3 separate regions of the Mus musculus genome follow, and all the other regions are linked to region 2. The links are chromatin loops, found by intact Hi-C in ENCODE. Cell type or tissue: left cerebral cortex. All regions are shown on one strand. Links, peaks and the distances in the headings refer to the core of each region. The heading gives the core; the rest is flanking DNA. Region 1 overlaps Mettl24 (methyltransferase like 24). Region 2 overlaps Ddo (D-aspartate oxidase). Region 3 overlaps Cdc40 (cell division cycle 40).

Region 1 (7,249 bases), core at 1,691-4,190, 47 kb after region 2:
ATCCAGGTGATGGTCAAGATCTGCCTTCCAGTAGCATCCAGACACCGCCCCCTTCACCCACTCCGACCCCAGAGTCCCTACCCAGCAGTGGGAACTGGCACCGGGTGAGAAGCCAAACCCATAGCACCACTTAGTGGGAAATAATCGGATGCTCCAGGGCCAGATCCTTGCCTTGTTAACTTCCCGCACTTCATTGAGTAGGTCAGTTTAAACCTCTGGTTGTTGAAGCCTCACCTTACACCTTCTTTTGGGAGCTCTGTGGTACCTAGGACTGAAAAGATTAGGAATTGGATATATGAGCTTGCCACATCCTTACACCTGCCACTCTTGCTTCCAACTGCGGTGCCATCCTCCGAAGCAAGGCTGGCTGTGCTGCCTGGAGTCGGGTTTTTCTTGATGGCATCTGAGCACCCAGCCCCCACCTGCGAGCTGGCCCCTGCATTTACCAGCCTGCTCTTCCTTTGGCTCCTCTACTCTAACACCCCCACTACTTTCAGTGATTTTCTTCCCCCACTTTTATATGCCCTGCGCTCAGTCTTCCCACATGGCATTGCTTAACAGGCAATTCTCTTATGTTCTGGGACGCACACAGCTCTTTTTTCTGTCTCCGAAATGCACCTCCTATATAAAGACTTAGCTAGTTACTCTAAAAGAGACACCTCCTTCTCACTGTGTCCATGCAGTTCCCATGATGCTGTGCTAAGCTTTCAAAACCCTTGCCAAGGGCTTCCACTGGATGCTGGGTCAAGTGCTGCCAGCACAAACTGAATTCAAAGTGTCTGGGGCTCAGGAAAGTCATACAATTTGATTCAGGCCTTGAACCTATGAAGAAAGATCAAAAAGTGAACAAAGGAGACATTTGAACTGAGATTTGATATTTTTTTTAAGAGTCTGGCCTCCTTTGTTCCTCTGTGGACACCCTTGAACACTCTGTCTTTGATAATCTCCCCTTTCTGAGTGATTCTCCACAACTTTTGTTTCTGCTGTCTCCTGTTTAAGGAGACCTAAGGGGTTGTCTTCCAGGTTATTGGTGACTAGAGCCTGCCTCACAGTGTTTAGGTTTGGAATGCATAGAATCAGGGGGTCACTGGGGGTGTTTGTGGGAAGTTCACCTCTGTCCCCTGTGGGATGCTGGAACAGAGATCAGTCTGAAAATGGCAGGCAGGTGGTAGCTATGGAGGTGGCGAGATGTAGCAAACATGGGGAATGTTGGAAAGTTACGGGGAGAAGCAGCTATCTTGGTTTATCTCTGTTATCTGTTTATCTTTGGTAGATTACAGATAGAATGTGCTGACCCCAGATAACTTTCAAATATCTTTTAGTGATTCAGTTGGAAATGCCAAATAGACATTCAGACACATTGATCTGGGGCTTAGAGGCAATGTCCAGGCTGAAGTAGCAATTTGGGGCTATTGCTCGCAAGTAGCATTAAAACTATGAGATGGTATGAGGTCAACTGGGGGTGAGTGTGACTTACAGGACAGGAGTCTGAGTACTGGGGTTCAGTCATTACAATTAAATTAAAAAGAAGATGAAAGGAAAATGTTAGTGTCTAGCATGCTAGAAACACAATGTAACAACTTTTATTTTCTCTAAGTTGTCTGAAGCGTTAGCTGCTCCTCAAGTGTAAACTGTTACAGAGTATTTACATTCTTTTGCCATATCCCGGTCCTGCTCTGCGCTCCAACCTGCATCTTGTCAATCTTCTGCCCATTCCTACTTCAGACACTTAGGTCAAGGTTCACTGAGAACCCACTCCTATCTCCATGCCGATCTCTCTGCAGCCTGTGATGGCAACGGACAGCAATGCCTTCTGTGAGTTTGAGTTGCTTTGTTCCTGCGGAGACCTGAGAATCCATTTCAGATGGGATGCTTTGTCTGAACAAAGTATTCTCCGTTGGGAGGGATTTCATTTCCCATGGTTACCATGGTAAACTCCGGAGACACTAACATGTGAAAGGTGGATACAGCTACTTCTTGAGTTTCTAAATGTCTTTATAAAAAGTAAGGCTTATCACTATTGTAAAAAAATTGTTATTAGCCTCTCATGGGAACATTTGCCTTACTTAGATTATCTTCTCCATAGTTAGTAACTTATTTTATATGAGATTTTTGAAATTATAAATTTATAATGAAATTATAAATTTACAAATATATTTTATATATAAGCTATATATTTCATATATAAATATATGTAATTACAATTATAAGATTATAAACTTTACTTACTTCATAGTAAGCATTCTTATACTCATTATGAGAATATTTATCTCATCTCACTAAGTTCCTAAACAGGATTTTGGATTTGTTTCACTTTGCCAGTCTTTCACAGCTGAGTTAAAATATTCCTCAAAACTGGAAAGGGCAGTTACTCCATCTGTGTTCTGATTTATGGGGATGGAGTTCACCATCTTATATCCTGGGATAAACTTTGTTTCTTTTGAGCCACACAAAGCAAGGTATAATTTAAGGTGATGCACCATTAATAAAAGGAAATAGAATTTGGAATTTACCCATGGAACTTTTATGTATTTTAACTTTATTATTTTATTTTAATTGCTTGAGAATACCGATCAACAGTTTCACAAGATTTTCGGTTCCTTTGCCCTGGGAGGCTTCCACATGGGTAAAGAAGAACAGATTTCATTCCGTGAGCAGCTTTCTGGGTGATTGATGAGTGCTTGTGTGAAACACTTACCTGGGTTGCAGAGTGTTTCTTGCCACCAAGCTTTTGTTGCAGGAGTGAGAGGTACAACCATTCAGCAATTATATTACCACCTTATATGCTGCTCTTAATGGAAACAATCTGGAGATACATGCATACGTGCACACACACAGAGAGAGAAAGAGAAAGACAGACAGATACAGAGACGGACACACATACACACACAGAAAGACAGACACACAGATAGACAGACAGACAGACAGACACACACACACACACACACACACACAGAGAGAGAGAGAGAGAGAGAGAGAGAGAGAGAGAGAGAGGATAGTCCTCCTGTAATTCGCTCTCTCTTCCCGCATCCCCCTTTGCCAGGCTATATAGAGCTAGCTCTAAATATGAAGTCCTGTGTATAAAGAGTTCTACTCTGTGAGCACTGGGAGGTGGGGACAGATGGAAGATGGTAGGAAGCACTGCCTCTCCTGATCGTGACGATCTTGGAACCTATCCATCCCTGAACATTAACCTGTGAGCATCTCACCAGTGCTCTTAGTCCATAAACTTCCCAGAGTACATATGTGTTGAAACATCCCTTATGTCTGTCTTTACTTTCTGTTTCCTGTATGTGTCTGGGGTTAGCTGTTGTTCTCTTTCTTAAATAGGCATCTATGGTTCCTATGGATGAAGTTCTTTTGTGGGGGAGGCTTTTTTACATAATATTTATGTGGTCACTATGATATAGGCTTCTTATGCACTCTTGGGGTGCACGTGGTACCCCTTACAGGTCAGAAGTCCACCTACAAGGAAGCAGCTTTTTAACCCCTAGGCCTTACTTGTTCTGGTGATACTTAACCGAGGACCAGGCTGCCAGAAGAAATGTCTTTTCAGAGCTATGTCACTTGACATTTAATATCCTGGCAAGAAAAGTGACTTGTGAGTCACTAAGCTACAGAACCCAGCAATGTGCTGCTGACTTGTCTGGTATGCTACAGATCCTTTGGAATAGTGTGCTTGCATGAATGTCTTAGTGTGTGAATGCATAGGGGTGTGTGTGTGTGTGTGTGTGTGTGTGTGTGTGTGTGTGTGTGTGTATGTGTGCATGTGTGGGTTTGTGTGTGTGCCTACATACATACATGTGTGTGCATGTTTGTGTGTGTGTTTACATGTTTCATGTGCATTCTTGTGTGTACATGTATGCATATGCGTGTGCCTGCATACATACATGTGTGTGCATGTGTACATGTTTGTGTGTGTGCTTACATGTTTCATGTGGATTCTTGTGTGTGCATATATGCATATGCATGTGCCTGCATATATACATGTGTGTGCATGTGTGCATGTGTGTGTTTGTATGTATGTGCCTACATATATGCATGTGCATGCATGGATGTGCTTAGGTGTGTGTGTGTGTGTAGGGGAAACTGTTTCCTCTTCTGACCAAATGGCAAATGTAGTCTGGCTTCTTGCCCTTCTCTTAGTTCTCTAACTCTGTAGTTGTCATCGAGAAGATGGGGAACTGGCATGTGTGCCCTCCAGGTCTACCCAATTGTCTTAAGAGCCCTTCTTGTTTTCAGACTCCTTGCAGGAGAGACACAGAGAGAAGACATAGTCCTGTGATTTGCTTTCTCCTCCCCTTTGCCGAGCTCTGTAGAACTAGCTCTAAATATGAAGTCTCCTTGCACATGCAGAGTTCTAATCTGTGAGCACCGGGAGATGAGAACGGATGACAGATGGTGCGTAAGCACTGCCTCTTCTGATTGTAACAATCTTGGAGCTCAGCAGTCATGTCCAGCCCCTCCGGTTGTGCATATGTACCCATACTTCTGACGTGCAGGGATCAGCATGAGTCAGCCCTCACCCACTTCCCACAGAAAGCTGAACATTTCCATTTGAAACAAAGTCAGTAGAGAGTCTGTGGGTGTAAAACAGCAGTTGCTTAGTTTCATTACAAAAAGTGGGTTTTTATTACAATTTTGATGTGCCTTAAGGGCTCTGCTTCTACCCAAACCCTACAGTTAATTTCTTGGAGTGTGTTCTGTGGGCAGAGGACTGCTAATGGAGGCCCTATTGTTTTTCAACAACCAGAGGTGGGGATTTGGGGTTTTTGTGTATAGTCTGCACAGTCCATTTTCTCTAAAGAGAAAAATCACCTGCTAGTTTTCTCGAATGGAATTGGTTTTCCTTTTTCAGTCTGTGAAGAGAATCAGGGCCTCATCATTAAATTGAAGACTGGCAAGGGTGGAGGGCCCTTGTGTTTTTCCATCTGTACAATGATACCTTTGCAGGCCTTCTGCCTCTGAGAAGTTGGGCTCTTTGTTCTCTCATACAGGGGAAGTAACAGGAGCCTGCTTCATTTACCATGAAGTCTCAGCACAGCAATCTGCCAGCAGAGATAAGCGTCTTTTTAAACAGCACCTGGGCCCTCTGGATATGTCACAATGGACCCATTAGTGTCCTGTGGAGCTTTCTGATAAAGAAGGGTGGGAAAATTTACTCTCCAACAAGCATTTTTATCCCAATCAAGTGATTGAAAGAAAATTGAGTTTTAGAAGCCTTACAATCCAGGGGCATGTGTAATTTAAAATAATAGCAAGCTAGCCTGTTAGTTACCCTGAAGGTAAATATAGCCAATGAATTTGAATCACATAGCATTTTTTTTCTCTAGTAGTGGAAACTGAACTCATACCTGCTAGTGCTCTACCTCTGAGCCCTACCTTCACTATAATGCAAATGTCTTTAGATGGGATATCCAGTGGGATCCAGCACTAAGCCCTGTAGAAAAGTTTTGATGCAGGTCACATTGAGTGACCTGGGTCTGTGTGATCCAGCTGGAATGCAGACATGCCACATACCTTTAATCCCCCTGATGGAGTACAGACACAGCTTTAGTACACACCATTATGGTAAAATTAGTTTGTAGAAGGAAGCAGCCATGTTTGAAAGTAATGTCTGGTTGAGAGGCAAAGTGACAAATCAGAGAAAGATTTGACCAAATGAATCAGAGACAGGAATTGCCCAACTCTCATGAGACTAGCACAGGAAAAAAAAAAAGCTATTTAAGAGCAATTCAGGGAGAGAGAGTCAGTTGGGAGACAGTGCAGTGCAGTGCAGTGGAGTTGAGTTCATTCTTGAGTTCAGTGCAGGTTAGGAGAGGCAGTTGAAACCAGAGAGTGAGAAGAAGCCAGAAGATTAGAACCAATTACCAGAGTTAGTTTGAGACCAAGCAGGGCAATTCGGTGAGAAGCTGAGAGAAGCCAGATTGAATCAGTCAGTTGGAGAGGAATGCTACCTTCACTTGCCTCTTGGTATTTTGTTCCAAAAGTGAGAAAGCAACAGATATGGGTGAATTACCTGGGGGCAGAAGTAGACACTGGGGAAGATGCTCATAAGGAAGTGTATTTACTCAGGGTAGCACTGCTTTGGGTTTTACAACAAAAACAAGAACAATTACAAATCACCCAGTTTTTGTTTTTTAATATTTGTTTATTTATTTATTTAATGTATTGCGTACACTGTAGCTGTCTTCAGGCACACTAGAAGGGGGTATCAGACCCCATTACAGATGGTTATGACCCACTGCGTGGTTGCTGGGAATTGAACTCAGGACCTCTGGAAGAACAGTCAGTGCTCTTAACCGCTGAGCCATCTCCCCAGCCCCAGTTTTTGGTTTTTAAATAAGAAAATTGCACTCTTGCCTGATTTAAAACAAACAGAGAGAAGAATTAAAGAAGCCTGTTGGGGAAAGCTGGTGAATCCTCACTGAGCCGGAGGGGAGGAAGAGCTCAGTCCTTCCCTTTGGAGGAGGGGGCTGTTCAGAAAACTCCAGTTTTCAGAGTCTACTGTCCTCATTTCTGAAGGGTCAACAGAAGGTGGCTTTCCTTGCTCTACCCTGGGACTAGCTCCCTAATGTCCACTTTGAATTGGCCAGCTCTGACCACTTGCTTTAAACACACCACAGGGTCATCTCCTGTCCTGAAAGCCATTCTTAGAGTAAGGGAAACTGTCACTAAGTCACAGGCTCTAAACAGCTAAGTCCTTACTGCTCCCTAACCACTTGGAATATTTTTTTTGTTCTCCTCCTTAGACTTTTGTTTTCTCACAGTTTATATGATTTTGATTGACCCATTTTGGAAATCTTGGGCCCAAGTCCTAGAAATAGGTTATTACTTTTGTTTTGCTTTGCTTTTACTAGTCCCAGACCCTGTCCTGTACGTGTGAGTTTATATGGTAATGTAGGTGTCTACTTTTATCTCATAATTATTTACCTGTTAATTGTATCTTTGGGGTGTAGGCATTGTTTGTCCCCATGTGGAGACCAGGGGTTGATATTAGATATCCTGCTTCATTGCTTTGCTATTTTTAAAATAAAGATGTATTTATTTTTAATTCCTGTGTATGAGTGTTTTGCCTGTATGTACATATGTACCATGTGCAGGTCTCGTGCCAGAGGACGCTGACAGAATGCATTGGATCCCCTGGAGCTGGGGTTTCAGGCAGGTGTGAGCTGCTGGATGGTGGGTTCCTGGAATTGAACTGGGGTCCTTTAGAGGAACAGCAAGTGCACTTAACCACTGAGCCATC
Region 2 (7,249 bases), core at 2,057-4,556:
CACAAACTCCGGGATGTCAGCAGCCACGTCTTTAACATTCAGATTGAGTCTTGCTTAGAGCAGGGACAGTGGTCAATTGCTGACAGAAACAGCCCAGGATTTAGCAAGTCCCCAGGCATGGAGCAGCTCCAGGCAGCCGGTTGCAAGCTTTTTTTTTTTTTTTAATCTAAAGTTTTGTTCTTTTTGTTGTTAATTCTTTGAAAGTTTCAGGCAATGCCCTCTGTGGTACCAGCTTCTTGCTAATGACCAACAGTACTGGTGACCCTCCACCCCAGCTGCGCTGTGGCCCCAGTACCCCCTCCATAGTCTCCTCTTGGTGACCCCTTACTTTATGACCTAGAACTTGACTTAAAAGTCACATGCCTGTTTCCTTCCATTATCCAGATTTGGTGATGCATATCTTTAATCCCAGCACTCTTGTTAGTTTCAGGCCAGCCAAAGTTTCATGGGGAGATCCTGTCTCAAAAACAAACAAAATCCTACTAAATAAGATATCATGTTCAAAACCAAGGCTATGCTTTGGATTCCTTGCCTTTGCCTTTTCTCCTTCATGTGAAGAGTTGTGCAAAAACATTAAAAACTTTTCCTCTAAAATACACAGTCTCATTTAAATAGTGGAAATCATGGAAAAACATTTCAGAAAAAAAAAGTCTAGTTTGTTTTGTTTTATTTTGTTTGGTTTCTCTGTGCAATCCTGGCTATTCTGGAACTCACTCTGCAGACCAGGCTGACCTCGAACTCACAGAGATCCACCTGCCTCTGCCTCCCAAGTGCAAGGCACGGACCACCACTGCCTGGCCTAATAAGTACAAAATTTTAAAAGGCATACTATTTATTTTTATTTTTCTGTCATGCTGGGGGTTAAACATCTGACCTGTTGAGTGCTAGTTAGGATTTATTCACCGAGTAAAGTCCCAGCCTTGAGAGTGCTTTATAAACACCCGACGCCTTCAGCTGTGAACGTCTGAAATCTAGCTACTCACTTATCAGAGAATGGAGGGATTCCGCTGTCCCTCTTTGTGTTTATAGGAAGTAAAGTTTTTAAATGCCTTATTGAGTTGTATTTGAATGGAGTTTAGGGAGTTAATGAAAAACACACAACTTCACCAAAACGTAAGGCGCACTTTCTACCTCTGGTGCTTCAGTTGGCAGATATTCCGCAGCGTCCCCGCTGAAGAAGTGCCTTTCTGGGCTGATGTGGTGCTGGGATTTCGAAAGATGACAGAGGCTGAGCTGAAGCGGTTCCCTCAGTATGTGTTTGGCCAGGCTTTTACAACCCTGAAGTGCGAGACTTCTGCCTACCTCCCGTGGCTGGAGAGAAGGTTAGTTGAAATGTCTCTGTGTTTTGTCCTGTTTGACATGGTGATAAATTATTGTACAGCCTCCTAGCTCACGCAGCAGACTCTCTGGGACTTTCTTGTAAGGTCTTGCTGCTCACAAAGGGCCAGGGGTCTATGAACGCATCTGGAGAGTGTTTGCCAGGCAGGGACTAAATCCTTAGCACACTCGTGATAACTTGGTGTCTCATTCATCGCCATTCCCTCAGAGCAAAACCAGTTACTAAAATCTTAGTTTCCTCAGTTAATAAAAAAAATTAAAAAAAGGAGGCATTCGGATAATACAGACCTTTAGTTCTTATGATTGGAAAAATCTTATATTGATCGTGAATTATTGTTTAATCTTTTTCTCATCTTCAGTAAAAATAGCTTCACTGTTTATTGTTGCTAATGTGTGATGGGTGAGAACATTAAAACTGAGAACCTTTCGGAGGCCTGTACTTTACACCTTCAGCCTTTGACAGTTCATTTTGGCTTGGCTTCCGCACATCCTGTGTCCAGCTTGTTAGGAGTCACAGCGAGAGTGTTTTCGTTTGCGACACACCAACAAATCTCTGGCTGATTTTCTTAGCCATTGCATGATGTTTGCGGGGGGGGGGGGGGTCGGGATGGGTGGGGTTGTTAAATATAAGCGCTGTCAGTCCCCAAAGCCGGATGTGATGCAAAGAACCCGAATCTAAAATGTTTGGGACCGGAGGCATTTTGAAATTAGTTTTCTTTTTGTTTTGTTTTTTAGTATAACTAACGAGCCTGGCATCTGGCCAGATGACCAATAGGGGATGGCGTGGGTTACCTGCCCCCTTTTCTTTCATAAAAGGCATTGTGGGACAGAGCAGGGCCTCATAGCAGCCCAAGGGGAGGCCTTCAGGCTGGAGGGAGGTGGGGCAGTGAAGGAATTGGACATCTGGGGCTCACTCTGTGGGCTGGGCAGGCCCAGATGGGCAGTCACACAATCCCTGCTGCTTCTCACACTTGGGCCTGTTCTGTCGCCTCCTACGCCTCTCCCCCACAGTGTGAGCACTCGGTCTTCTGTGTCCTGATTCAAAAGGGAACATTCCTCTCAGTGAGCTTTGGAGCAGTGTCTTCAAAACCCAGAAAAAGCCTATTATTTTATTACAACTTAAATCGTTCATTCGTTTCCAAAACCAGCAAAGGTCATCATACCCTTCTCAAAAATTGCCTAAACAACCCGATACTCAAAAGCCCTCAGAGGCTTAATCACCCATACAGGTAATATTTTATATCTTGGGACAGTAAAGTCACACACTTGGCTGTGTTTTTTTTTTTTTTTTCCTTGCCATCCCAGGAAATGAATCACAGAGACAAGAAGTCTCCTGCCAGGCAGCCTACTTAAATACATTATTCTGAAGGGAGCAGAGTCACCCTGCATTTGACGGCATCTAGAAGGCCTGGTGCTTCCTATCCGCGCTGGAGGCCTGTAATTTAGACCAGCTGATTGCTTCCAGGATGCCAGGCTTTACCCTGTGGCCCACACAGATCACACCGCTGACCTCCCTGCCCACGCTGTTGGCTTTTCTGCTGTTTTTCTGGGCGGGCATTGAATCCCTGAGACTTCCTCACATTCTTTGTGTTCTTCTCCCTGCCTGACACCGGTGATTTCCTAGATTATATAGAAATACACACCTACCCTGCACGTCGCCTAGGGGGCAGGCTGTCCCAGCTTTATGCTTGACCAACTTGCAAGGGCCTTTTCTTGTGTGTGGAGCAGACTCCTGTGCCCCTCTGGCTCAGCCCACACTGGGCCTACTGGAGCATAGCCTGTCTGAAGCATCCCTTAGGGACCGCCACCCCAGCCTATCTTCTGTCCTCCAGTGTCCGTTAGAGGAATATGAGACCGCACAGGCTGCAGACACAGTTGAACGTGCTCACTGTTGTTTTTCCCCGGGTGTAAGCAAGGACGAATTGAGAGAACACTGTAAAAGGCAGAAAGAGGCTGGTGCCTGCTTTTCCTGGCACTGGCGGTAAGCTTTGTAAGGAACAGATGCAGGGTGGGTGCAGTGGCCTCTGCAGGTTTATTAAGGCCTTCGTCTGCTCGGAGGCATCTTCCTGGCTGTATCTTCCTCGCCACCGCTTCTGTGAAGTTAAGGGAGTGTGACTGTTTCCCTTTCAGGCCTGCCTGCCTACAGAACCCCTGGGCCACGCCCATACACCCTCCGTGGAGGGTCCAAAGGACCGGAAGCTGCTTTATACCCGATGTCTGATGTGCTTGGAGTGATTTGTGTGTATTCATGGAGTCGGCCAGGCTGGGGTGGACGGACACTCCCAGAGGGTATAGCAGCAGCTCATTGTCAGAGAGACAGTGATGGCGTCAAGACGGAATTAGACCATATGCATCTGGCGGCTTTGCCAACCTAAAATACATTTTAAAGCTCTAACTCTGGAGCAATGTCAGGCTATGAAGAAACCAGTCTCTAAGACTTGCCAACTGAGACTTTAAACTAGGCTTCTTCTTGTTTCTGAACAAACTGACTGAACATAAGTGACTTTTTGTTTTGTTGTTTTTAAATCTCTGATGAGAAGGTGCTGTTCTTTGGGTTGAGATCTGCGAGTTAGCTTTAAAGCTGACTAACAGTGCACATGCAGAGAGCAGTCCTAACACAACTCGCACAAGTTCGCATCGTCCTTGAGTCCCACCCGGCCATCCTTAGCTCTCTCTTCATCCTCAGTGTGGCTGTTTCTCACCTCTCCACTTCAAACCTGTTTTCCTATGATGCCTAAAAACTCATTCTGATTGACTTTAGAGACTCCTAACAAGGTTGCCTCTATTCATTCTCGAGTGAGAGGAGACCTAACTCCATACCAAGAGAGATGTTTTCCTTCAGATACTGAATGGTTGGGCCAGAGCTCCTGGCAGCTCTAATAAGCCATGTTTGGCCCCATTCTCCACAAGCCAATTAAACAATGGTGAAAAGCAAAGTGGAGCAAACAAACCAACAAAAAGGAGTGTTATTCAGTCTAGCCACATTGTTAACAAAATCCAGTCCACCCTCCAGAACCACACCCACCATCAGGTTTAAAGAGAGGGGAGAGGTATGTGTCACTGAAGCGCTCCGGTCAGGGTGTGGTCTGGGTACCACGCTGTGTCCAGCCGCAGTCTTTTCTGCACATGGTCTAACAAGTTGTCAGGACTGCCTGAATCTCTTTCCAGGAGACACTCAGCCTCTAACACTGGGGTTCAGCCTTCCTCTCTCAGCATGAGATTCCTGGGGGAAAATGGGGTCCATTTTCAACAGTCTGATAGCTAAAGCAAGGGGACAAACGTCTCTCAATTATCTTCGCTCCTACCGGGATCCATTCCACATTCAGCTCTGAGCCCCAATTCCAGGCAGCCTTGCTCGGCCTCCAGCCTCCTCCATTCTATTGGGATGGATGCTCTCATCCTCTGAGGTAGGATGCACCGCTGCCTGAGTGTTGTGTCTGGCCAGCAGATCACAACCTGGGTTCTAGCCTGGAAAGGCATTTTGGAAACCTGGAAGAGAAGAGGGGTTGGGCTGCGCGACATAAGGAAGGAACCAAGACAAAGCTCTCTGCTCAAGGTTCAATTTTTACTATTTCAGCACTCAGTTATAAAGGAAGGGGGAGGTGCCCAATTCCCGCCAAATAATCTTGGAATCCAGTAGCAGGGTGATCACGTGATGGTTTCGGAACAGCAAAGCGGCAGGTTCCAGCAGTAGGCGTGGCAGAAAGATTGAGCGGGAAGCTCCATCCCTGAGCAAGCAGGTTTCAGGCTGGGGGAGGGGAGACTACACCTGAGAAGCCGGCTGGGCATGGGCAAGGTACCAGCCTCCTTCCTCTCCTCTAGCTGCAGAAGTCCTGGGCAAGTAGTCTTCAGGGACATAGCCCCAAGTCTTTTACCTTGTCTCTGACATTGACTTAATCTGCAAAAGGAGTTTTCACCTTATAGCTTAGCAATGCAGGGGCTTACTTGGGTAACATTCTCAAAATAAGGTATAGTCTGTCTCAAAGGAATGTTTGCCAGCTTAGAAACCACATAAAATTTAAATGATTTTCAAATGTCTACTGTTCTTCCTTTTCTCTTCATCAAGTTCCTATTTAAAAATTAGAATGTGTCTCATAGGTTGGTCCAGGTGAGTGGGTTCCAGGGCACGGTCGGGCAGTGCTGTGGGGTGAACTTGCCCTCTGCACTGATCTGTTCCCTCCACCCTGCCCTGCTCTCCCATCCAGAGCTCTCTGCTCCCTCCTGCCAGTCCTCACTACAATATTTCTCCAACAGAGCCCCTCCTTCTGCCTCAGTGCCCTGAGCCAATACAGCTCCCTTTTCCTCATGGGTTCTCAGCCATGGCATGCTCCCTCTACAGGATGGGCTCTCCCTCAGTTGCCAAAGGCCCAGAGGGAACTAGTTGAGTGTTTTTACAGCCCTAGCTTCTGTAATAGCAGCTTCATATAGATAATGATGGGTGGGCAGCATCATGCATGCCCATTCAGACAGCCCGGGCTGACCTGCCTCTGGACATGGACAGCAAGTCTCCTCCATCCAGTCCAAAAGGACTCGGCACAACAAGCCTGGCCAGGCCTTCCAAAATCCCAGCCATCCGCCACCTGGCTCCTCTCCCGTAACATGTTGGACTTTTATCATAGCTCCCAGCGAGGGCTGTTGAAATAGAAAAGAACATTTGCGTTTATTGAATCCTCTCATAGACCTAACTACTCTTTGAGCGGGCCACTCACTTATCCCTGGGCTATTAAGGAAACAAGTTCAGTGAATTTAAGAAAATTACATGAACCCCAAGGCTGAGAAGTCCACTTACCTCCCTGAATTAGAAAATTAACCCTGAGTTCTGATTTGAATGATGGGGCACAGGTCAGAACGTTCAAAGACTAGCACACAGAACCCACAGCCTATTAAAAGAAATCAAAGCCAAGATAGCGTTTAAAAAGAGCAACCACATAAAGCCTTTAAAGAGACAAATGGTTGTAGTTAAATATAAGCAGTACGAGGGTGTGAAGCAGGGCTACCCCCAGGTCACAGAGCTGGGATTGTGCTTTATAGTGACCAACCCTTGAGTGTCTTGTTTTTCTAGGAAAGCAGCCGCAGCAGTTGTGGTGGGTCACAGTCTGATACTTGCTCCTTTCAATTTCACAATGCGCTGAAACCAGGGCCTCACAGCATTATGGCGGAAGAAGCTAGCTTAACAAGGTTGCAGGGACAGCGAGGGGAGATGGCTCGCTCCCCAAGTCTTTTCCTGGTCCTTGTCTGCTTTTAGTCTTTGACAGTGTGTCACACATTGAAGGACTTCTAGTTGTTTTCAGTTCCCGTTACCCTCTCTCCTGCCTCTGCCTCCTCTGTTCAAACGCTTTGTCCTTGCTTGCTTCCTGCTGCTGTGAGCAAACATGGTCAAAGGAACATGGGCAGGAACATGATCATGAGGGAAAGTCAGGACTCAAGGCAGGAGCTGATGCAGAGGCCATGGATGGGTGCTGCTTACTGGATTGCTCTGCGTGGCTTGCTCAGTGTCTTAGGGTTTTATTGCTCTGAAGAGACACTATGACCATGGTAACTCTTATAAAGGAAAGCACTTCGTCGGGGCTTACAGTCCAGGGGTTCAGTCCATTATCATCATTGTGGGAAGGGTGGCAGCGTCCAGGCAGCCACGGTGCTGGAGAAGGAACTGAGAGCTCTATATCTAGATCTACAGGTGGCAGGAAGTGACAATGAGACACTGGCCAGGCTTGAGCTTCTGAGACCTTAAAGGCCATCCCCTCTAGTGACACACCTCCTCCAAGAAACCCACACACACTCAGCAAAGCCAAATGTCCTAATCACACCATTCCCTTCGAGCCAAGGGGGACCATTTTTATTCAAACCACCACATCTAGTCTGCGTTCTTACATAACCCAGGATCTCCCGTCCAGGAATGGCACCACACACA
Region 3 (7,249 bases), core at 2,658-5,157, 200 kb after region 2:
AACAGTGAACAGTAAGGATGAAGCTAACTGGTAAGATTAGATACAAAGTCCAGTGTCCTTGGGGATAATCGGGAAGGGTATAGTGATGTCGATTGAGAGTTGACCTCAATTATCCGGATAATACTGAGGGCCTACTCCGCCTACTTGGCTCTCCAAGGGAGTAAGTCTGAGGAGGAAACCACTGGCTGAGGTTCAAGGCCGCCTGCTTTCTCTTAAACTGCCACTTCTAGAGGTGGAGGGATGGTGCACTCTCTAGGCCTGGCAAGGCTGTGGTCTCCAAGGGGTTGTTCTTTGTGACTATAAATACAAGCTGGGCTCCACCCAAGAGCTGACTTGAATTAGAAAGGTTACCACTTGTTTCTTTGTCACTAAATCATAAAATATCAAGATACTTAATGAAACTAGCTTAAGGATTTTTTTTTTTTACTTTAGAAAAACATTTTTTTTGATAAAAGGAAAAAGTAGTCAATGTATCCCGATTATATTCAACAAGCAGATGTTTAAAGCTGATGATATGAGGCAGCTTACAGCATAGATGGTTACAAAGCAGGCTGTAAGAAAACAAAGTGCTCACTATACTAGCACTTTCCTTGGATCTGTTCTGAGGCCAGGATCTCTATGTGTGATGTAGCCAAACATCCTGCGCCCAGCCTGCCTGCCGTCCTGCAAAGATGAATCAGGAAAGCATGCACAAGGAGGCTAGCGAGGTGACTCGGTGGGCCTGAGTGTGAGCTCTAGAACTCGCCACTGGACACATGCGCCAAGCTCCCATGCACATCCATACACATAATAATAAAAGAAGAAAACCATAAAAATAAAAGCAGGGCTGGGGCGCTGAGTCAGCAGTAAGAGCACGGATGCGCTCCCAGACAACCCTGGTTCAACCCCCAGCGCTTGCTCGCTCGCTTGCACAGCCCACAGCTGCGTGTACCCTAGGGGATCTGACACCCTTACACCAATGCACGTGAAATAAGTTATTCATAATTCACTAAAAGAAAAACAATGTGAGGTGTGACAATGTAGCAATTATGGCCACAAAACAACAACAATGACGACAACAACAACAACAGCAGCAGCAAACCAAGTTCAAATCCATGTACTTTTGGGAGAATCTCCAAAGATTGTGAATAATAGTTATAAATGTTTAGATTTCAATTTCCAAATTGTCAGTATTTACATAATTAAAACACTTTGGTTGGAAGACATGAAAATTGCTGCATATTATCAAGCTTCGGCTATAATTTTTTAATTGCTTGTTTCATAAGTCAGATTTCTTCTTATGACAACTCACCATTCCCAAACTCGTAGGCTTTTATCATCAGATGTACTCACGAATCTTCGGTTCTCATCAACAAAAACAATCGTGTTGACAGCCCCCAGATGCCGATCATATTCCTGAACAATCTCTCCACTGCGGATGTCCCACTGTGCAGCAACAAGAGAAGGCACACACAGAGGTAAGAGCGCTCATGAAAACCAGCCAAAGGCACTTCGGAACCTAAAACTCTCACACTCTAAGGTTATGAACTGACTGCTACCTTCTTAGCGCAACCAGAGTGGACCCTCAGAGGGGCAGACATCAACAATCTAAAGCTCACAGACCCCGACAGACAGACACACCAGAAAGACAGACTTACCTGTACGATCTTCTTATCAGACATCCCAGCCACAAAGAGATTTTGCTTATCTTCATCGGGATTGAACTTGACGCAGTAGGGTACTTTGCGGTTTGTAAATCTTGATATACACTGTCCTAGACCAAAGAGTCAAATAAGCAGAAACATAAGCCTGACTTCCTGAGTGTGACAGCGGCGTGAACCTAGTGAGTAGCCCTCACTTACTAACTCTGAGGAAGGGCAGCTTGACTCTTAAAATCACTACATCGGTACTTTCCACAGAGGGCTGGGGAGATGCCTCCGTTGGTAAGAATGTTTTCTGTGCAAGTGTGAGGACTTGTGTTTGAATCACCAGCATCGTATCAACAGTCAGGCATGGCTGTGCATGTCTGTAAACCCAGCGCTGGGGGCAAAGAGACACATGAGCTCTGGGGCTTGCTGGCTAGCCAGTGTTGCAAAACTGGTAAGCTTTCAGTTTAGTGAGAAACCCTACCTCAAGGCAATATAGCGGACAGACACACGGACAGACAAAGACACACACACACACTTTCCCCAAAAGTTATAGAGATAAATCCTAATGACATCACTGCAGTGGGATAGTTTGAGAACAGAACGCACTCCCGGTACAAGCCAAGAGAGCGAGCAGCTCATCGTGTCAAGGTGAGCGATGAGTTGGAAAGAGAGAAAAGATGGTGTGCTTCTATCAACAATGAATTTAAGAACTGGCAAAGGCTCTGTGGTGACGGAGAAGTTACTGTGGCTCCTGGGAATTGGTGCACAGTAGGAAAGGGTGCAAGAACCCTACTGCATGCTGGACTGTTCTATGTCTTGACCTTGGTGGTCTTTAAAACAAATTTGTATAGCTTTGCTATATTAAAAAACATCAATGAACACTTGTGCACTTTTATGCACACCTTAGTGTTGAAGAGCTATAGGAAGGTCACCTTTTAGCCTTGGGGACACTGAAGAAGTGCCTGGTCCACACGGGACCATACTGGACCAATCACATAAAGTAGGAGCTCACATCAACATCAATTTGGGCAATTGGACTAAATCTTGCTTTTGGTCTGTGCAATGCACTGTACTGGGTATGTGGGGGGACAGAGATCGATCAGATGGTACCCAGAACCACCTGATTGAGTCTGTTTGCCCTTCAGGGTTTGCTGTGTAACCATCCAGGTGAGAGGAGTGCGTCCTAGGGAGAGCACTGGTTATACAGATGAGCTCCAGTCTACAAACACGCTGGTGCTGTCAGCTCATTTCCGATGAGAAGCAGTGTTTGCATGTTTGGATGACGCATCATTTCACCAGGGACCACAGAAGTGCACAGCAATGCCAGCTCGGGAGAGTAAGATGCACTCACCTGTCTCGGTGTCCCAGAGTTTAAGGTACCTGTCGTAGGCCGCACTGAGGAACTGGGTTCCTGCAGTGTTGAAGCAGATGTCTCTCACAGCTTTACTGTGACCTGGAGGTGAAGCCAGAAGCTGAGATGAGAGAGAGGAGGAGCTGCAGCACAAGGGAAGCTAGACAGAGCCCTCAAGGAAGCCCCCCACAACGAGGCTGGGGAGGAGCCACTTTTATTCCTTTAAGGTGTTCTGCAGGTGGGTGAGCCGCACAACGCTTTGGTAAGAACTGAGAGAAAAGGTCTGTTTTTGTTTTTAATTTGTCCTGGCATCTTTTTAATATGCAGTACACACACTGATGACTACCCAGCCAAGGATTTACTGAGACCTGAAGTTCTAATGAGGCTTGGGAGGGAGGCGCACTGTCAGTTTCCTCAGTGTGCTGGGAGGAAAAGCAGAGATCCAAACCCGAGATCAGGGAGTGCAGCCCTCCTTCAGGTACTGCGGACTTCAGTGATCTCATTACTTCATTTCACAGAAATGAGTTCAAAACTATAGTGTTAGCTGTATTTTCTAAAAGATGTTATTCTGAACCGAAATTAATTTCAGGGCACTGATCACAATCCATCTTCCACAGTTCTGAGGAAAGTAAAATGCACTTAAACCAAGGCAGAAATTCCCATCTTTTCTCTATGACCAGGAAACAAATAATCTCACAAAATGTACACTGCTCAAACTGTCAACCCCGGGCTGTCTCCTGGAACCACCCCTAGCACAGCACTCCTGTCAGGCAGCAGACACCAGGGCAATACGCATGGCAACCAGGAGACCCTCCGCACAGCAGCTAGAACTCCAGTTCCCTCTGAAGAATGTCCTGGCAGGAAAGGTGAGGCCAATGGAGATCAAATGCACTGTGTCTGCGGGGCATTTGATTCCCCTGGAGACAGCTAATGGTTTCCCTGGAAGTCTCGTGTGCTGGTGTGGTATCTTGGTATCTATTTGCACAGAGTACCCACACACAGGCAGCACAGCATGGGAGAACAGACTCCCACTTTCATCTAAAAACAGAGCCACTGTGATCCACAGCCCTTCAATGTGATACAGTTAAATTTGGAAAAAGTAACAAGAAGCGACAAGGACATAGACAGCCTTGCCAGAGAGGCCACTGGCACACCCGTCCTTCCTTAGTTCCTGTCTTACCTTCAGGGAGCTTTCTCAATCACGGTTCTCACTTCTGCTGCTAGCTCCTGACCTGGCTTTAAAGCTTCGCCTAAGGCTACTACTTACAGGACAGCTTCACTAGCCGCTCAGACTCAGCAAGTCCAACCTCAGGTCCCCCTCCCCCCTCCCCTTGCTAAACAGCTACCTGGGGGTCACCGAGGGTTTCTGCTCTGTGCCATTCACATCCTGTTACCGAACTCATTACATTTTCTCTTTTCACCATTTCAACAGAGACTAATAAAATAACTGTGTGGTTTCTTTTCTTCCTTCTAGGCTTGTCTATCAGAGTATCTTCCAGACTGCCACATAATCTTTGTTCTCTTCCAATCGCATTACTTTCTAGTAAGGGCTGTTAAAAATGGCTCTTCAGTGCCATTACAGGACGCAGCCTCTTTCATTAGTGGCATGATGATTCTCCATACTCTGCCTCCCTTCTATTTTTAACCACATTTGTCCCTCCCCTATACCCTGGCAGATCGTTACCTCACGCACGCAGTCCCTAGCGCAGCACACAATCTCACGGCGCTCACTCAGCCTCCACCTCTCTCCCTTCCTCGCCCTCCTTGCCTGTCTAGAGAGATTGACTCCTTCCCGGCTCAGCTCAGCCTGTACATACTCTCCTTTACATCAGGGCAGTAAAATTACTGCTGCTGATGCTATTTTTCTTGCAAAAGCATTCCTAAACAGATTTATAGGCAGTGAGAAAAAGAAATATTACCAATAAATGTTCTCAGACAGCGCCGGTCTCCATAAACTTCCCATAGCTGGAGAAAATAAAAAACACATGAAAATATTAATGTTTTCTTTATGGTGTTAGAAACTGGACCTTGTGTACACTAAGAATGCGCTCTGCCCCTGAGCAAAGCTCTAGACCCGGGATATCAAGCTTAACACAAGTTTTTTTGTTTTTTTTTTTTTTATCAAATAACAACAGTCATTTGCTAGCTATGTGTGTGTACACATCTTTGTGGGTGGAGTGGATTTAATTACTAAACCCGGCCTAGTTTGCCAGTCTGTGTTACACAGCTGGGACGCAGTTATGTACAAGCATATTCTTTACACTCGAGGAGATTTTTACAGCAAAGCCTCAAGACAATTTAGCTACACATGCAGTTTATCTGGGACCTTCATTTTCTTACCATTTTTTTCCTCTATATTTTGTGTATTCTTCTATGAGGAACAGTTTTTACTTTTTGTAACAAACTAATTTTTAAAGCAATTAAATATTATTAGAACTGCTGCCATGTACCAGTTTAATATTGAAAAGTGTCTTTAAAAATATTTTCTGGGTAACATGTATAGACTCTATGGTTCACAATCTAATCATATCTAAAGCAGATGAATACAAAGGTTTCAAAGCTATGCCCGCTTGCCTCCCTCACATTCATCCCTGACAGCGTTGCTGGTGCTCTAAGACAGACAGCACTTCTGAGCACCCAATGCTAACTAGACAGAGGTCTCAGTTCTGCCCATGCCAGGCAAGGCCCTCTGGGACCTGCTCCCTTGCCTAGGACTGCAGTCGGTTTTTCCTCATATACTTTCTGCTCTGACAGCCACAGAGCTGCTGTCCTTCCAGCACCCATGCTGACTGGGCTCCTCTCCCGGCCCCACGCCCCTTCCTTGGCCTTCCTGTCAGCAAGCTTCTCCAAGGACAGAACCTGCCCCTGTGCCTGCCTGGCTTCCGGTGATTTACATCAAGATGATCGTTCCCAGGGACAGTCTGAATTTCAAACCTTTGATATTATAATCCCTCTGCATATAGTAGTTTCCAAATTAATATCCATAGATGTCCGCTATATTCAACTTTATGTTTTGTTCCTTGACCCTAGGGAAGATTGTAAACTTAATGGATAAAGTTAAAGTTAGAGAAAATTAGAAATTTTCTGAGAAACCATTTTAATCAGAGACAAATCATTTCTGTCACAAATGCCTGAAATGGCTGCTCCTATTAAAAGCAACGGCTTGCCGGGCGTGGTGGCACATGCCTTTAATCCCAGCACTTGGGAGGCAGAGGCAGGTAGATTTCTGAGTTCGAGGCCAGCCTGGTCTACAGAGTGAGTTCCAGGACAGCCAGGACTGCACAGAGAAACCCTGTCTCGAAAAAACCAAAAAAAAAAAAAAAAAAAAACCAACCAAACAAACAAACAAAAAAAGCAGCGGCTTTATATACTGATAGTATTCATCAATATTTAAAAAGGATAAAGCCTTAATGATCTGATCTTCCAAGCCACAAGAATACTATAGGATTGGTATTTATTGAGCCACCACAATGATCTGGACATAGAAGAGACACAATGATACTAACTATTCTTTAAAACTTAAGGTTTCAAAGACGCTCTGTTCATATCAGGTTGACAAGAGAGATAGCTCGCTTCCCTGCCTCACTATGTCTGGGAGGAAGGTTCAGATGGCGCTCGCTTCCTGAGAGCACCAAGAACAGAGACGGCTAAGGGCACTGCTGGTTGGTGTCCCAGTGTTCAAAAGGAAAGGATAAAAGAAATTATACTGTCTACTCTCTAGGTGTGGGGTTTTCATCATAGTCTCTTCTTCCTCAGCCAGTCTGAGGAACAAACACTCAGTTACATATCCATAACCTCCATAAAAAATGCATTATTCCTGATTCAATATTTATGTGCCCAATGCCAAAGCGATTGGATTACATCCTAATCAGCTGTCTGAGCTTTAAAAAGAGTCTAGCCAATTGGACCACAGAGCCATGTCGGAATCTACAAGTTTGGAAGCAGTCCATCAATAGCTACATCCATAGGGCTTAATAGAAAATAATTAGCCTCTAATTGCCTAACAACCACAAATTTATTTATGATTAACCAAACAGACTTAACCAAAGCACTGGCTCTGCAGCATTCTCAGGGTGAAGGGAACTCACCTTAATTTTACAGTCCATGGAGCAAGACAGCAACAAATGTCCAGAAAGAGGAAAGAGCCTGACGGCGCTGACACCCTGAAAAAAGGCATCACATTTTCAAACCGAAGCACCCAAGAGACAGTAGATCACAAGCAACCTGATTTGCTATTTTTCTTTATTCCAACCATCATGTTCTAGACTAG

The links. Hi-C counts contacts between places; a loop is a spot of excess contacts. Peaks named below come from ENCODE experiments on the same cell type or tissue, not always from the same donor. Only the 100,000 strongest peaks of a DNase experiment are listed, where the experiment ranks them.
Region 1: it touches region 2 in a loop (5-fold over the local background); 3 of 42 quality-filtered maps call a loop at or near these places.
Region 3: a loop joins it to region 2, with 7 times the contacts of the local background. A loop is called at or near these places in 2 of 42 quality-filtered maps.

What each region holds. Positions count from the first base shown.
Region 1 is chr10:40,684,040-40,691,288 of GRCm38, forward strand. The region is part of intron 1 of Mettl24 (methyltransferase like 24); the gene reads left to right. Among named protein-coding and RNA genes, the nearest start is that of Mettl24, 4.4 kb to the left of the region's middle. In left cerebral cortex, for the core only: no CTCF peak of the experiment used is centred there; DNase peaks (open chromatin) are centred at 3,186 and 3,533; H3K27ac peaks cover 1,896 bases.
Region 2 is chr10:40,636,200-40,643,448 of GRCm38, forward strand. Ddo (D-aspartate oxidase) reads left to right here. Exons shown (of 5, transcript NM_027442.5): 4 at 1,146-1,322. Among named protein-coding and RNA genes, the nearest start is that of Ddo, 9.8 kb to the left of the region's middle. In left cerebral cortex, for the core only: a CTCF peak has its summit at 2,999; DNase peaks (open chromatin) are centred at 2,311, 2,675, 3,033 and 3,472; H3K27ac peaks cover 2,380 bases.
Region 3 is chr10:40,840,063-40,847,311 of GRCm38, forward strand. It overlaps Cdc40 (cell division cycle 40), which reads right to left. Exons shown (of 15, transcript NM_027879.2): 8 at 7,068-7,142; 9 at 4,899-4,944; 10 at 2,980-3,081; 11 at 1,638-1,753; 12 at 1,292-1,425. Among named protein-coding and RNA genes, the nearest start is that of Cdc40, 39 kb to the right of the region's middle. In left cerebral cortex, for the core only: no CTCF peak of the experiment used is centred there; DNase peaks (open chromatin) are centred at 3,999 and 4,650; H3K27ac peaks cover 2,092 bases.